Regions from separate parts of the Homo sapiens genome. Here region 1 is linked to region 2. The links are chromatin contacts, found by Hi-C in ENCODE. All regions are on one chromosome and are shown on one strand. Each heading gives the region's core, a stretch centred on a gene start or an enhancer-like site at or near the end of the contact. The rest is flanking DNA. Distances are from core to core; before and after follow the strand shown. Region 1 overlaps XXYLT1 (xyloside xylosyltransferase 1). Region 2 has its middle 17 kb from the start of CPN2.

What was found. A loop is a pair of places that touch in the nucleus more often than their neighbours do. Pooled maps may share reads with other maps.
Region 1: a map of chondrocyte shows a loop between it and region 2 (8-fold over the local background). The contact joins two enhancer-like sites. A Hi-C loop is called at or near these places in 3 of 168 maps with a recorded cell type or tissue (CD4-positive, alpha-beta T cell, K562 and chondrocyte), 5 of 37 single-sample maps with no recorded cell type and 14 of 50 pooled maps.

What each region holds. Positions count from the first base shown.
Region 1 is chr3:195,099,029-195,105,834 of GRCh38, forward strand. All of the region lies in intron 3 of XXYLT1 (xyloside xylosyltransferase 1), which reads right to left. LOC124909476 (a long non-coding RNA gene) reads right to left here. Exons shown (of 2, transcript XR_007096226.1): 1 at 4,602-6,806; 2 at 3,824-4,486. Among named protein-coding and RNA genes, the nearest start is that of XXYLT1-AS1, 7.8 kb to the left of the region's middle. RefSeq lists an enhancer at 3,610-4,809. Within about 2 kb of position 2,128, at least 24 of the 41 ENCODE cell types and tissues checked have a DNase peak (open chromatin) inside an H3K27ac peak, as active enhancers do.
Region 2 is chr3:194,331,148-194,338,274 of GRCh38, forward strand. No RefSeq gene overlaps it. Among named protein-coding and RNA genes, the nearest start is that of CPN2, 17 kb to the right of the region's middle. RefSeq lists an enhancer at 5,486-6,366. Within about 2 kb of position 2,749, at least 3 of the 41 ENCODE cell types and tissues checked have a DNase peak (open chromatin) inside an H3K27ac peak, as active enhancers do.

The sequences.
Region 1 (6,806 bases), core at 878-3,377, 770 kb after region 2:
TACTTTCCAAAGCTGTGGATACCAAAGGAAAAACTGTGGTAGCAGAGTACGGTGTAATTAACGTGGAATGTACCAGGGGAACCGAGGACATGGCAGACAGACACCGCGTTCTCAAACAACCGCTTGCTGTTGAAGAGGGTCTATTTTCTCCTCTCCCTCTCCCTTCCCAAGAGATTAAAATAATAAACTCTAAGAAATAAATAAACGTGCTCAGCTTCACACATACGAGGTTGACCCTGGCGCAGGTGCGTGGACTCACGTGTGGGGTAGCAGCTGGACAGCCATGATCTGTGTCCATCACCACCCAGGCATCATGACCACAGAGAGACATATTTAGCACACACATTACAGTGCCTCCCAAACCAGCACCACCATCTGGGGCCTGTGCTGTCAGCCTGGACGCAGTCAAGTCAGCTGAAAGTAAAATCCATTCTCCATAATAAAGGTGTTCACAAGCCCCTTTCCCTGTGCAAGTTAGCAAAGACAGAACCATCTGACGAAGAATTAAATGCAGTAACTGGGCTGGGCGCGGTGGCTCATGCCTATAATTCCAGCACTTTGGGAGGCCGAGGCGGGTGGATTACGAGGTCAGAAGATCAAGACCATCCTGGTTAACACGTTGAAACCCCGTCTCTACTAAAAATACAAAAAAATTAGCCGGGCGTGGTGGTGGGCACCTGCAGTCCCAGCTACTGGGGAGGCTGAGGCTGCAGAATGGCGTGAACCTGGGAGGCGGAGCTTGCAGTGAGCTGAGATCGCGCCACTGCACTCCAGCCTGGGCGACACAGCGAGACTCTGTCTCAAAAAAAAAAAAAAAAAAAAATGCAGTAACTATATTTGAATCTTGTTCAGTGTAAAAGTTCTTAAGAAAAAGTTGTTTCTAAAGTGTAGCTTCAGTCAATAATTGGGATCTGTTTCTCACTGGGCACAAAATGGAGGGAGAAGAGAAAAATTCTCCCTGTCTTACTTAAAAAAGAAGACAGACTAAATAAAGTACAATAAATATCTATAGAATAAAGTAGTGGAAATTTGGAACTTCCAAATTTGCAAATCTGGAACTTCCAGTCCCTGCATAAAGCTGTCTGAGATCCTGCACCTGAAACCAATCTCCCCGCCACCACCGTTCCCCCTGCTTCATGCGACAGGCAAGGAGTGGCCCAGCCATGTCTGTCCCTCCTTTATTCATCCTCTGTGGATGTCTGACGGCCAGATGGACAGGGCTGGTTTCCTACTGGTCTCCGAATCTCCTGCCTCCACACCTAGCATGGGGTCCTATCTGGGAAAGTGTGGCCTATATGGCATGGAAGCCAGGTACAGCAGGAGTTTTACCCACCAGAGCACCGGACAGTGTGCTTTGGCCAGGACAAGGAGGGACACATTTAGCACACACATCACAGCGCCTCCCCCAGAAGGCAGGCATCTGCAGAGTCTTCTGCCCTGGCATCAGGCTAATGTCATGCTCCTCAGTGCCTATAGAATTAACGTCACCTTAGCCCAACACATAAGGCTCCCGGTGATGTGGCCTCTACCCCTGCCAGCCTCCTCCTCCTCTCTCCCTGGCACTCTCCCCGGCACTCTCCCCTGTACTCCACCCAGACCCAAGTTCCTGGGCCTACACACGCTACCCTCACTGAGGCTGTGGTGCCCTTCTCCCTCCTCGTCCACCAGAAAACTTCTTGTCACGAAAACCCAGCTCACAGGCCATGTCCTTTGTTCAGCTCCCTCCTCGCCCCCAAGCCTTGGACTATGTCTATGGTTGTGGGGTTTATACTGATCCTACATCCCTTTCTGTCCTATTAAACTGTGAGTTCTTTGGGGACAGAGACTGTGTCTTTTTATATCGGATATCCCTGCTGCCTAACCCTGTGCCTGGCACAAAGCAGGGACTCAGTCCAAATTTACTGAAGCGAACTAGTCTAGACAGGTATACTTTCACTGTCCAACTGCAAGGATATAACTAGCCTTTTCCAAGACAGCTATAGGTTCCACAGAGCGGCCCACAGCCAAGGCCTCTGCCAGTCTCTGTGAAGGGCTTCTGGCGCAATCCCAGCAGCTCCCCAGCCTCACTGCTGTAATCCACAAAGCACCTCCCAGCACGTGACAGTGAGGCTATGACAAGTACATAATATGTCACCTTCAGAGCCGCCAGGCCTCTTGCCAGTGCTATGCCGTCCTTACGGCGCTTGGGCAGGTACCCCCAGCTTGAATGTTCGACTTAATTGATTGGGAGCAATTAAGGAGAACATGTACTAGTTAATTAAACACTGTACCCCCACTGCCACCTTCATCAAAATCTCTTAAATCACATTAGGAAAAAACAGAATCTCTCTGGCTGGTTAGTATCTTTACTCTCAGGGCATCATGATGATGAAATGGGTAAACACATCCTCTTTTGCAAAACCATTTCCTTCCCATTTATTACTTTTTCTAGAAATGCACACAACTGCTATCACTTTCATAAATATTTTAAAACATTAGTAAGTCCCAGGGACATTCCTTTTGTATACTACATATTTCAGTGAGATTTGGATAAAATATGGCAGTTATACATGTAGCTCTAATTAACATATTTCCTGAATGAAAATGATAACATCTGGCCCCTTTTAAAGATGAAATATATGAAATTGGGATATAGCAAAAAATACATCTGAGCCGGGTGCTGTGGTGTGTTCCTGTTATCCTAGCTACCTGGGAGGCTGAGGCAAAAGGACTGCTGGAGCCCAGGGCTTTATGTCCAGCCTGGGAAATGTAGCGAGACCCTATCTCTATTGAAAAAAAAAGGGGAGAGGGGAAGGGAGGGGAGGGGAGGAGAGGGGAGGGAAGAAAGAAAAAGAAAGTAAGGAAACAGAAAAAAAGGAAGAAACAAAGAGGAACGGAGGAAAGGAGGAAAGGAGAAATGTAAGGAGGAAGGGAAGGGAAAGGGAGGGGAGGGGAGGGGACGGGGGAGGGAGGGATGCGGGGAGGGAGGACAGAAAGAAAGTAAAGAAACAGAAAAAAAGGAAGAGAGAAAGAGGAAGGGAGGAGAGGAGGAATGGAAGGAGGAAGGGAAGGGAAAGGGAGGGGAGGGGAGGGGGAAAAAGAGAATTGTCTGGTATATCTGAGTCTATGTTTTCCAACAGAATAGAATGAATGTCTTCTGAATTCTATGTAAGATATACAACATGATATTTTGAAATACACAGGTAGTGAAATGGTTACAATAGTCAAGCAAATTAACATATCCATCAATTCACATTGTTACTCATCTTTGTGTGTGTGGCAAGAGCACCTAAAACAAACTCTTTTCGCAAAATTCATGAATACGATATTATGGATGATAGCCCTCATGTCACACATGAACCCTCTAGACCCGTTCATCCCACACGTCTGCTACGCTGTATCCCCTGACTGGTATCTCCCCATTTCCTCCCTCACCCTCGCCGTGGCCACGGTAACCATCATTTTCTTCTCTACCGCTGTGTATTCAGCTTTTCCTCTTTTTAAAAAGATTCTACATATAAGTGAGATCATGCGACATATTTTTTCTCTGTGTCTGGCTTATTTCACTTAGCAATAATGTCCTCCAAGTTTCATCCACGCTGTGGCAAATGGTATGACTCCTTCTTTTTAAAGGCCGAGTAATATTCCGTTTTGTGTGTGTGTGTGTGTGTCTTGTATGTTACAATTTCTTTCTCTATTCATCTATCAACAGACATTTAGGTTCTTTCCGTATCTTGGCTACTGTGAATAACGTTGCCGTGAGCACGGGAGAGCAGTTATCTTTACGAGGTAGTGATTTCATTTCCTTTGGGTCAATGCCCAGAAGAAGGACTGCTGAGTCATATAGTAGTTCTAGTTTTATTTCTTTAGGAATTTCCATATTGTTTTCCATCATGGCTGTACCAACCTACATTCCTACCAACGGTGCAGCGTGCTGGGGCTCCCTCTTCTCCACACCCTCGCCAACAGTGGCTATCTCTTGTGTTTTTGACAATGGCTATTCTATCAGGTGTGAAGTGAGAATGACTGTTTTCTGATTTTGCCAGATTTTTATATGTCTAAGGAATCAACCCCGTACTGCCAGCCTGCACTGAACGGGGAGAAGTGGCGGCTCACGCTAGTAACAGTCAGTGCTGTGGGGGGCAGATAAAAGGGAGCCTAGGAACGCTGGACGGAAATGCTGATTTGCTCCAGATAACAGACTGGAATTCCAGGCCATGAGGCTGGGCCTAGTTTAGTTAATGCTGGGCCACTGGTGGTTCTGTGACAGAAAAACAGGAGTGCAGGAATGCACCCCCACACCAGCGACCTGCGTCCATCACCCCACGCCAGCGACCTGCGTCCATCACCCCACGCCAGCGGCCTGCGTCCATCACCCCACGCCAGCGGCCTGCGTCCATCACCCCACGCCAGCGGCCTGCGTCCATCACCCCACACCAGCGGCCTGCGTCCATCTCTTCTGCATTTGTTAGAGGCTGCATGGGCCTAAATCACACACACTCAGAACCTAGAAAGAATCAGTGTAGGTAAAACAAGAGAGAAATTAATTTTAAATAGGAACATGTTCTTTGTCTTTTGAAGCCTTTTAAAGGCCCTTACATTCACTGTCGCTGTGCCTTTACCTAGACTCAGATAAATGACAGAAGAGGTGCTGTTCTGTGAGACCTTTAGAATCCATCAAGGGGAAGTCACTGGGCAAGAGGAATGAAATTCAGGCCCTGAGAAACTAGGGAAAAAAAAATTAGAGAAACAATGCAATCTTGTCAGGTGACCAATTCCAAGTGTGTCCTTTGACCTCATGGAATAAAAGACAGTCCCTGGCATAACTAGCTGAAAATACTAGCTGGGGTCATATGCTTCTGATTACTGAGAAAGGCCAGCACAGGCTGAGAGTCCCTATGCTCCTGCCTAACCCTGTGGCCTCTCCAACGAGGGGAGAAAGGTTTGACGCACTAGAAGTTCATCACTTTAAGTCTGTTGTTTGGAATTCTGAATACATTTTCCTATAACAACTATTTCCAACTGGTGTTTGGGCGCCTTTTTAGACATTACATACAGATGGACCCACAGTTTAGAATGGGAGCAATGGGGAAAGGAAAATGGGAGGTCGGGCCCATGAAATCTACTGATGAGTAGAAGCCCTTTGGGAGCACACACCCACTGTGACGGTGATGACGGTGATGAGGGCTCCGTGTGTGTGTGTGTGTGTGTGTGTGTGTGTGTGTGTGTGTGTGTGTGTATTTTATGAGAGGGCAGATGCCATGAGAGGAAAACGAGGCTCTAGGAACAGAAACAGAAGTATGAAGAAGTGGTTCAAAGACAAGAAGTAGCAAGCAGAGGAGATGGTTCTGAGTCCCAATCATTCCTCAGCTTAAGTTCTTCTTTCTACAATACTTCACTTCCCAGGCAGCAGTGCCCAGGTGAGCAGTTCCCTTGCGGGGAGGGGGTGGGGCAGCAGTGGACTCATGCTGCCTGCTGGGAAAGGGTATGTGAGATTCAGCTGCTCACACGACCATGTGTTCACTGAGCAGGGGATCACAACCTCAAGCTCCCAGAGAGCAAGGCAGTGGGGACGAGGCGGGGACCCGGGAGATCCAGACAGCGTGGCACGACCACCTGAGAGAGGCTGCTGCTGTTCAGCTGAGGCCAGGGGTTCTGGAGAAAAGGCAGGCCTAGTATCATCCTGACTTCTGAGTTTTAAAGGAAAGCTACGGAATACCTTGATTTTAAATGTTGGCAACTAATACAAAGTAACAACAACAACAAAATGCTACAGGCAAAAACAAAAACAAACAAAAAAAACCCCACACCAAAAACCCTCTTCTGTCTGGTCTGTGGAATATCAGTTTGCAGTCCCTTTCCCAGTGTCTACAGTTAGAATAAACCATTTGGTTCTTTGATTCGCAAGTCTAGCTACAAGCCAGAATCACTTTGGGTACATGGTCAAAACGCAGCTTTGGAGACCAACAGTATTGGGATGCCTGGGACAAGGCCTGAGAGCCTGTCTTTTGAGGTGCCCTGGGGATAGTGGTGTGGCTGCGCCGCATTTGGAAACCACTGGCTGGTTTGTATTTCATCCATATAACCAACTGCTCACTAGTGTTTCACACCTCCAGTTCATAATGGTCAAATACTATCACAAGAATGATAAAACCACAAAATATGCTGACCCCATGGATAGGAAAGAGGTGAATGTCAAGGGGACCTGGGACACAACCAAGTGTGTCAAAGTGTGTCTTATCTAAATGGTTTATGAAAAATTAAAACTCTATAATATATAAGCATATGTTTTAACAGACGAATTTTCCCTCTACTAAATCTTTGAGTAAAACTGACTCTTCAGGAAGATGCAGTAAGCTTTGATCCTGTGACTGGAGAGTACAGCTGTCCCCAGGATATTCACCAAAGTTTAAGAGAAACAGACATATCTACACACCGTATCATCATCTCGTCTGACTTACGCCCAAAGGCAAAGGGCCACGTGAAGTCCACAGCAGGACTCAAGTGCAAAGTCAACAGACTTTTATTTAAACTTCTGTTCAAAGGTATGTGAGTGTTGAAAGTGTGTCAGATGGTGGAGAAAATGACATAACAGGAAATTGTCGTTTAACAACAGAGTCCATCCCTGAATGCTGCAGCCAAGTCTGCGCCTCCGCGTCCACTCACGGGGCCACCGAGCAGTGATTTGGAGACCTGTTTCAACTATCAGCGGGGGCCAAGGGATCCCTGAGCCAGACCTACACCATGGCAGAGCCCCCCAGGTCATTTTCCCACCGTCGGTGAAACTGTGAGGAAACCATGGTATTATTCCTGGCCTCCCTGCGCTT
Region 2 (7,127 bases), core at 1,499-3,998:
GTCAGTATTGCTTAGGAAGTTTCACCAACTCTCAAGGTTATCAAATGGTCTCTTCTTTTGATTCACCTGTCATTCTGAAGACTGGATTTTCATTTCCACAGCTGGCAAGGTGGTGTCTGAGCACCTTGGTAGCCCATGTCATAAAGTGAGATCTCCAGAGACCCCCGAGCACACCAGGCCTTCCAGATTAGTAGTACATCTGCTTCAAAGGGCTTAGCCAGAGCCTCCACAGGCCACTTTTTCAACCTTGCAGGAGTATTAATGCTCCCCATCCGATCACAGGAATGTCCACGACCAGGAAATGGCTCTCTGAAGGCTGCCTCCATAGTCTCTGGAATTTCCATGACAGCCAGTGTGGCAAAGAAATCTTGCAAAGGCTGTTGCTGGAATAATCCATCCCACAGGACTGGAATCAAAGGACACAGCCAGGCCAGCCACAGAGTTCCAAGAAAAAAATAAAAAGCTCCCCGGATACAGTGACGGATGAAAACTGCCAGGAAAAAGGCTCAAGGAAAAAGGCTTCCCAGCTACCGTGGGACCTCAGCCCCGGATCCCCAGCTCTGGAAGGAAGCACATCCTTCACGATGGCCCGCAATCACAGCTTCCACGGCACGGAGATCGTGGAAGTGAAGGCTCTGCGTTGTGTGAGCAACTACTTGTTAGAAGTGGCTCCTGGCAATGTTTAGACTGGGGACGGGAGGACTGCCTGAGCATGATGAAGACTGCTTCCACTTCTGAAGGGCTGTCTGGGGACTGGGTGTCCACCTGCCCAGAGCCAGCGGGAATGTTACAGGGAGGCCAGCCCAGGGAAGGCTGGGCTGCACAGACAGGGAGTCAGTTTATCATCACTGAGCAAACCAGTGGGCAAGGAGAATGCAGAGAAGGTTCTTGAGGGGCCAGGCTGGACAGCTGCAGTCTGCGCTGAGTGGCGGCCAAGGGGTTCCGCTGCCCCCAGAGTGCTGAGAGTTTGGGCTCTGGCTGGGCCCCACCCTGGGGAGGTGCCCACCATCCTCCAGGCCAAGTGAGGGGGTGGGTGCCTGCTGGAGAGGCGGCACACCTCAGACGGCTGGAGCAGGAGGTGGGGCATCCACACGTCCACCCAGGCTTTCAGCCCCTAGTTACTCAGTGAAGATTTTGAGGCCTGGAGAGAGGGGGCGTGGCTTGTTCACAGACACAGGTCGCAAGTGAGGCAGAGCGGGTGCCACAAATCAGGCTTCCTAACTGTGATGTTCAATTTTAGGTGTCAACCTGAGTGAGCCACAGGGTACCCTGATGACACACACCGTTCCCAGGTGTGTCTCTGAGGGCGTTTCCCGATGACATTGACATTTGGAAAGGTGGACTCAGCACAGCAGATCCGCTCCCCAGCCAGGGCAGGCACCACCCAATCCACTGAGGGCCTGAGTGAACAAAAAGGCAGAGGAAGGAGTAACTGCCCCGCGTCTTCCTGCCTCACTGCTGGAGCGGGGACATCTCATCTCCTGCCTTTGCACCGGGATTTATATCATCAGATCCCCTGGTTCTTAGGTCTTGGGACTTGGATGGAATTACACCACCGCCTTCCCTGGGTCTCCAGCTTGCAGAACCTGAGATCTCTCAGCCTCTGCAATTGCATGAGCCAATTCCTATCTATCTATCATCTCTTGTTGGTTCTTTTTGGCTGGAGAACAGACTAATACACGAATCTGTCCTTTCCCTCCAAATGCAGCTGGAATCTCTGCTCCCCTTTACAAAGCTTCTCTGCGAAAGGATCTCTCACGCCATGGTGGGAAGGGGAGCCTCAGACCCATAGCCTCCACCCCGGGAGGAAAACAGGGCCAGGACACACCAGCAGGCCTCCTTTGATGAAGACCATGTGGTTTTGCTCCTTCTGTTACTTTGACCTCTGAACCGCACCCCCACAGACCTAATGATTTCCTGGTAAATCATTTGTAACACCCGCTTTAGTCTCCTGAAAAAAAACTTCACAGATAATATCGTCAAACCTCGCAGAGAATTTAAAAATAAAACCTTCTATCTGTAATATTAATTAGAAGTCAAAGGTAACTTATAATAAAAGAATTCGTTTCCATGTGGAATGTTTGGCCAAGATCTCACTAACAGACTGGAAGTCACTGTCACTCACTCACGATGAGTAAAGGATGAATTTGTGTCCGTGTTTGACATTTTGCAATCAGGGCTAAGCATTGCCTCGGGATAAAGATTCCCAAAGTGCTGAACAACTCTTGATAAAATCCCAAAGAAAACAAAGCACAGTCTTCCCAGGATGCACGTTGCCAGGTGCGGTCCTGAACCGCGCGTCCACGTGGCAGCAGCGCGCAGCAGGAGGCTCCCAGCTGAGATCCTCGAGGACGGGGTTCGTACCACATCGGCATCTGGAGGTCGCAGGGGACGCTTGGAAGCCGTGGAGGGCGCGGGACGAGTCACTGTGCAGGACCGCGGCAGCGCGGGGACAATCTGGAGCGCCCCGAACGCTTCGCCGCCCCACCGGGTGGCGGGTGGACTCGCCTCCGCCCGGCGGCTCCTCGGTGCATGGGCCCCAAGCGGACCTGGCGCTTTTTCAGGCGTGCAGGAGACAGAAGCCGTGACGGCTCCGCACGCACGCCCGCATGCACTCCGGCAAGTATCCCCCGGGTCACCGTGTCAATGTGCCCGTATCCCTTCTAGGGGACCCGGTTCTGACTTTCCAAGAATAAAGTACCGCGCCGCGCCCGCGGGCGGAGCTGGGAGAACCCCTCCCTGGCCCTCCACGTCTGCGCGGGGCGCGTTCTTCCGTGCGACCACAAGGGGGCGCTCCGAGACCAGGCTCGGGACCTCTGCAGGCGCAGACTTAAAATGCTTGCAGATGCGCGCGTGGTGGAAGCAGGCTGAGAGGGCCAGAAAGCATTCGTCCTTGGACTCGCATCGCGCTAGACAGTCTAATCTTTGACGGCACCGTCCAGTTTTCCAATATCCACTGTTAGCACTGAACAATTGTGTCAATTGCATTTCCAATCCTCCTAAACAATGCAATTTTGATATATAAACAGCAGTTTTTACGTTCTTCCAGAAACAGATCAACGGGAACAGGTAAAACAATTGGCCGGTGCTTGCCTACCCCGTCCGCACCCACACCCACAGTTCTCTCTAGAATAATACTAACAAAAATAATAATGCAAGATAACGATTTTGGAGAACGTACCATGTGTCATTGTTGTGGGTACTTTATATGGATGCACTTATTTTATCTTCACCAATAACACTATGAGGTGGGTGCTATGTGATAAAACTATGGTGAGGACACTGAGCCACAGACAGCTTAGTAATTTGCCGAGGGCTGCATGACTGGCAAGTAGCAGGACATCACTAAAGAAGGTACAACATTCAAAGCTTCCTGGAAGAGCGTCCTGCCTGCTGGAAGGAGGAGCTTTGGAATGTCTTAGCCATCCTTTACTATAAGAAAGCGAGGCAGGCCGGTGGCGGTGGCTCACGCCTGTAATCCCAGCACTTTGGGAGGCCAAGGCGGACGGATCACGTAATCAAGAGATCAAGACCATCCTGGCCAACATGTTGAAACCCTGTCTCTACTAAAAATACAAAAATTAGCTGGGCATGGTGGCACGTGCCTGTAGCCCCAGCTACTTGGGAGGCTGAGGCAGGAGAGTCGCTTGAACCCAGGAGGCAGAGGTTGCAGTGAGCCAAGATTGCACCACTGCACTCCAGCCTGGCAACAGAGGGAGACTCCATCTAAAAAAAAAAAAAAAAAAAAAAAAAAAAGCAAGGCAGAGCGCACCCCCAGCTGCTGTTTCTTCAAAAATGCAAGATTTATGAGAGCACTAATGCTGAAAAATTAAAAACATCGGCCGGGCGCGGTGGCTCATGCCTATAATCCCAGCACTTTGGGAGGCCGAGGCGGGCAGATTGCCTGAGGCCAGGAGTTCGTGACCAGCCTGGCCAACATAGCAAGAACCCATCTCTACTAAAAATACAAAAAAAAAATTAGCCGGGCGTGGTGGCGTGTCTGTAATCACAGCTACTCGGGAGGCTGAGGCAGGGGAACTGCTTGAACCAGGGAGGTAGAGGTTGCAGTGAGCCAAGATCGTGCCACTGCACTCCAGCCTGGGAGACAGAGTGAGACTCTATCTCAAAAAATAATAATAATAAAATACAATGAAAACATCAACAAGAAAGAAAAAAAATCCATGAAATATTTTTATACATGATGTTTGTCACTTGTTTCATTCATGAATTCATCCAGAGCAGACACCAGGTGGGTCTGAGGAGGCCAGCATTGCCCAGTGCAAATTACACTGAACCTAGCCCTGGACAGTGCCCGAGACAAAATTCTGCCTAAATGTTCAACCCTGGCCATGCGTTAGAATCGCTGGGGGAGATTTAAACAAAATGATATCTGGGTAACCCCAGTGTTAGGGAGGCAGGAGCCTAGAAGAGACAGAGTAAGATCGTCTGAAAATCAACTCCATCCCAAAGCTAGCAAGGCATATTCCTTGCCAATCATGACCCATGGTCCTAAGATGTTTACAGCTCAGGAAGCAGCTTGGGAATGGCTTGCAAGAACAAACCCCTACAACAACAGAGAGTCCAGGTGTCCCAGTACCCGCGCTGCGCCCAGGAGAAACTGAGATAAAACGAAGCCTCGGGAAGGGAAACCCCAGACGCTCGACTTTGTGACACAAAGGCCCCAGAGGGGAGGGTGGCTTTGCCTGCTCAGCACACATCATGGCTGCTGCTAAGGAGAAGGAAAAGGTTTGAGGTGTAGGGGCAGCCTGGGCCAGCTGAGTGGCAGCTTCATTCTCCCAGCAGCTGAGTGCAAGCTGCCCACTCACTAGAGCTGTTCTCCCTTGTTTTTTTATTTTTATTTTTATTTGTTTTGAGATGGAGTTTCGCTCTTGTTGCCCAGGCTGGAGTGCAGTCGTGCGATCTCGGCTCACGGCAGCCTCCACCTTCCAGGTTCAAGCGATTCTCCTGCGTCAGCCTCCCAAGTAGCTGGGACTACAGGCGCCCACCATCACGCCTGGCTAATTTTTGTATTTTTAGTAGAGACGGGGTTTCATCACCATGTCGGCCAAGCTGGTCTCAAACTCCTGACCTCAGGTGATCCACACACCTCAGCCTCTCAAGGTGCTGGGATTACAGGCGTGAGCCACCATGCCCGGCCTCTTACCACCTCAGCCACCCCTGCAACCCTCCTGGGCCGCCTCTTGCAGCTTCATCTCAGGGTTCGCTGTCCTCCCATGCCCTGGGCAGCCTCCCATGCACCCCTGTGTGGATGCCTCCTCTCTGGTAATGAGCCCAGCTCTTCTCTTGGGCTCAGCTCTTTTCAGCCCCAGGCTGATACCCCCTGCTCAGAGCCCCATGTCCTCCTGTTGACCACAGACACGTCTAAGCAGGCTCTGTCCCCTACTCCCCTTGATTCTCATCAGCGCATTGACCAGTCCAGGAGCTGGGCGTGTTCTTCACTCACTCTTACCCCTTCCTTCAGTCCTCAGGGCCAAGGAGTCCGTGAATGCTCAGGCTTCCAGCCTCTGAGCCTCCCTCTAGCCGCTCCTCCCCTCCTGCTCCCAGACGCTTTGTAGCCCCCGGCTGAGCCACTGCACAACCTGCTACCTGGTTTCCAGCTGTATTGTGGACTGGCCTGGGAGAAAGGCTCGGGCAGGGAGGGAGGAGGGAACCAGATGTACAGCAGGCCCCCAGGAGCTCCTGGCCACCGGGACAAATCAGCCACATGGGATGAAAACACAAGGCAGAAAGAGGCCAGCGCAGGCCAGTGCCGGGGAGTTCAGAGGAGGCGAAGCGGCAGGAAGCACCGGCCACGGGAAAGGCTGCATTGGATCTTGGGCCTTAAGGAGGGCTCCAAGTAGAGCAGGAAACTTGTGAAGAAGAGCCTGAGCTAAGGAATGGGGAAGGGCAAGGGCGAGGGGTCAGGGCTGTAGAGGGGCGACGAGGAGGAAGAGATAAGGCTGGAAGCCCAGATGAGCTGATTCTGCAGGGCCCTGGGGCAGAGTGAGGAGGGTGCATGTTGATGAAGGAGGCCCCAGGCAGTTATTGAAGGTCTTGCAGAAGAGGGACATGCTTCTGCCAGCGCTTCAGGCAGCTGGCCCAGCGAAATCTTATGAGAGCAAGAGGCAGGGAACAGTGAGAGCTGTTGCCTGGTTTGAGATGAGAGCCTAGAGGGCAAGGGATGCCAAGGGAAGAGAATCAAAAAGTTTCAGCAGGCCAGGCAAGGTGGCTCACGCCTGTGATGCCAGCACTTTGGGAGGCCGAGGCAGGTGGATCACAAGGTCAAGAGATCAAGACCATCCTGGCCGACATGGTGAAACCCTGTCTCTACTAAAATACAAAAATTAGCTGGGCGTGATGGTGCGTGCCTGTAGTCCCAGCTACTCGGGAGGCTGAGGCAGGAGAATCGCTTGAACCCAGGAGGCGGAGGTTGCAGTGAGCCGGGATCGCGCCACAGCACTCCGGCCGGGTGACAGAGCGAGGCTCCGTCTCCAAAGAAAAAAAAGTTTAGCAACTGAGCCGCACGTACACAGAGAACCTGAAAGACCTGAGTGTGAATCACAGAAATGCCAGCGAAAACAGCGTAGGTGTCATTCTACACTGATAGGCCTGCAAAAATTACAAAGACATCATGCCAAGTGTGGGTCAGGGTGAGGGCATCGGGGAACCTCCAGGTGCCACTGGCATAGCCCCCTGAGAACAAGCCAGCAGGTCTAAGTCTAAGGAAGGGTTTGGTGGGGGAGTCAAGCGGGTGGTGTTGGGAGATGTGAGAGGGGGAGCCTGGGCTGAGTCTCGGGTTTCTCTCCTGGGTGGCTGAAAGACAGTGAGGCCAGGAACCAAGGGCGGGGGCAGGTATGGGGGAAGGAAGGTGTGACATGCCCGCATTAGACTAGGAAACACAATGTCTTCCTCATTTCCTGTGGGGCATTTTATTTCTTATTTATTTTTTAGAGACGGGGTCTCACTATGTTGGCCAGGCTAGCCTTGAACTCCTGGCCTCTAGTGATCCTCCCACCCCAGCCTCCTGAGTAGCTGGGACTATAGGCGTACACCACTGAGCTTGGCTTGTGGGGCTACTTAAAAAAAAGAAAAAAGAAAAAAGAAACAGGCTTCCTGAGGCTCAAATC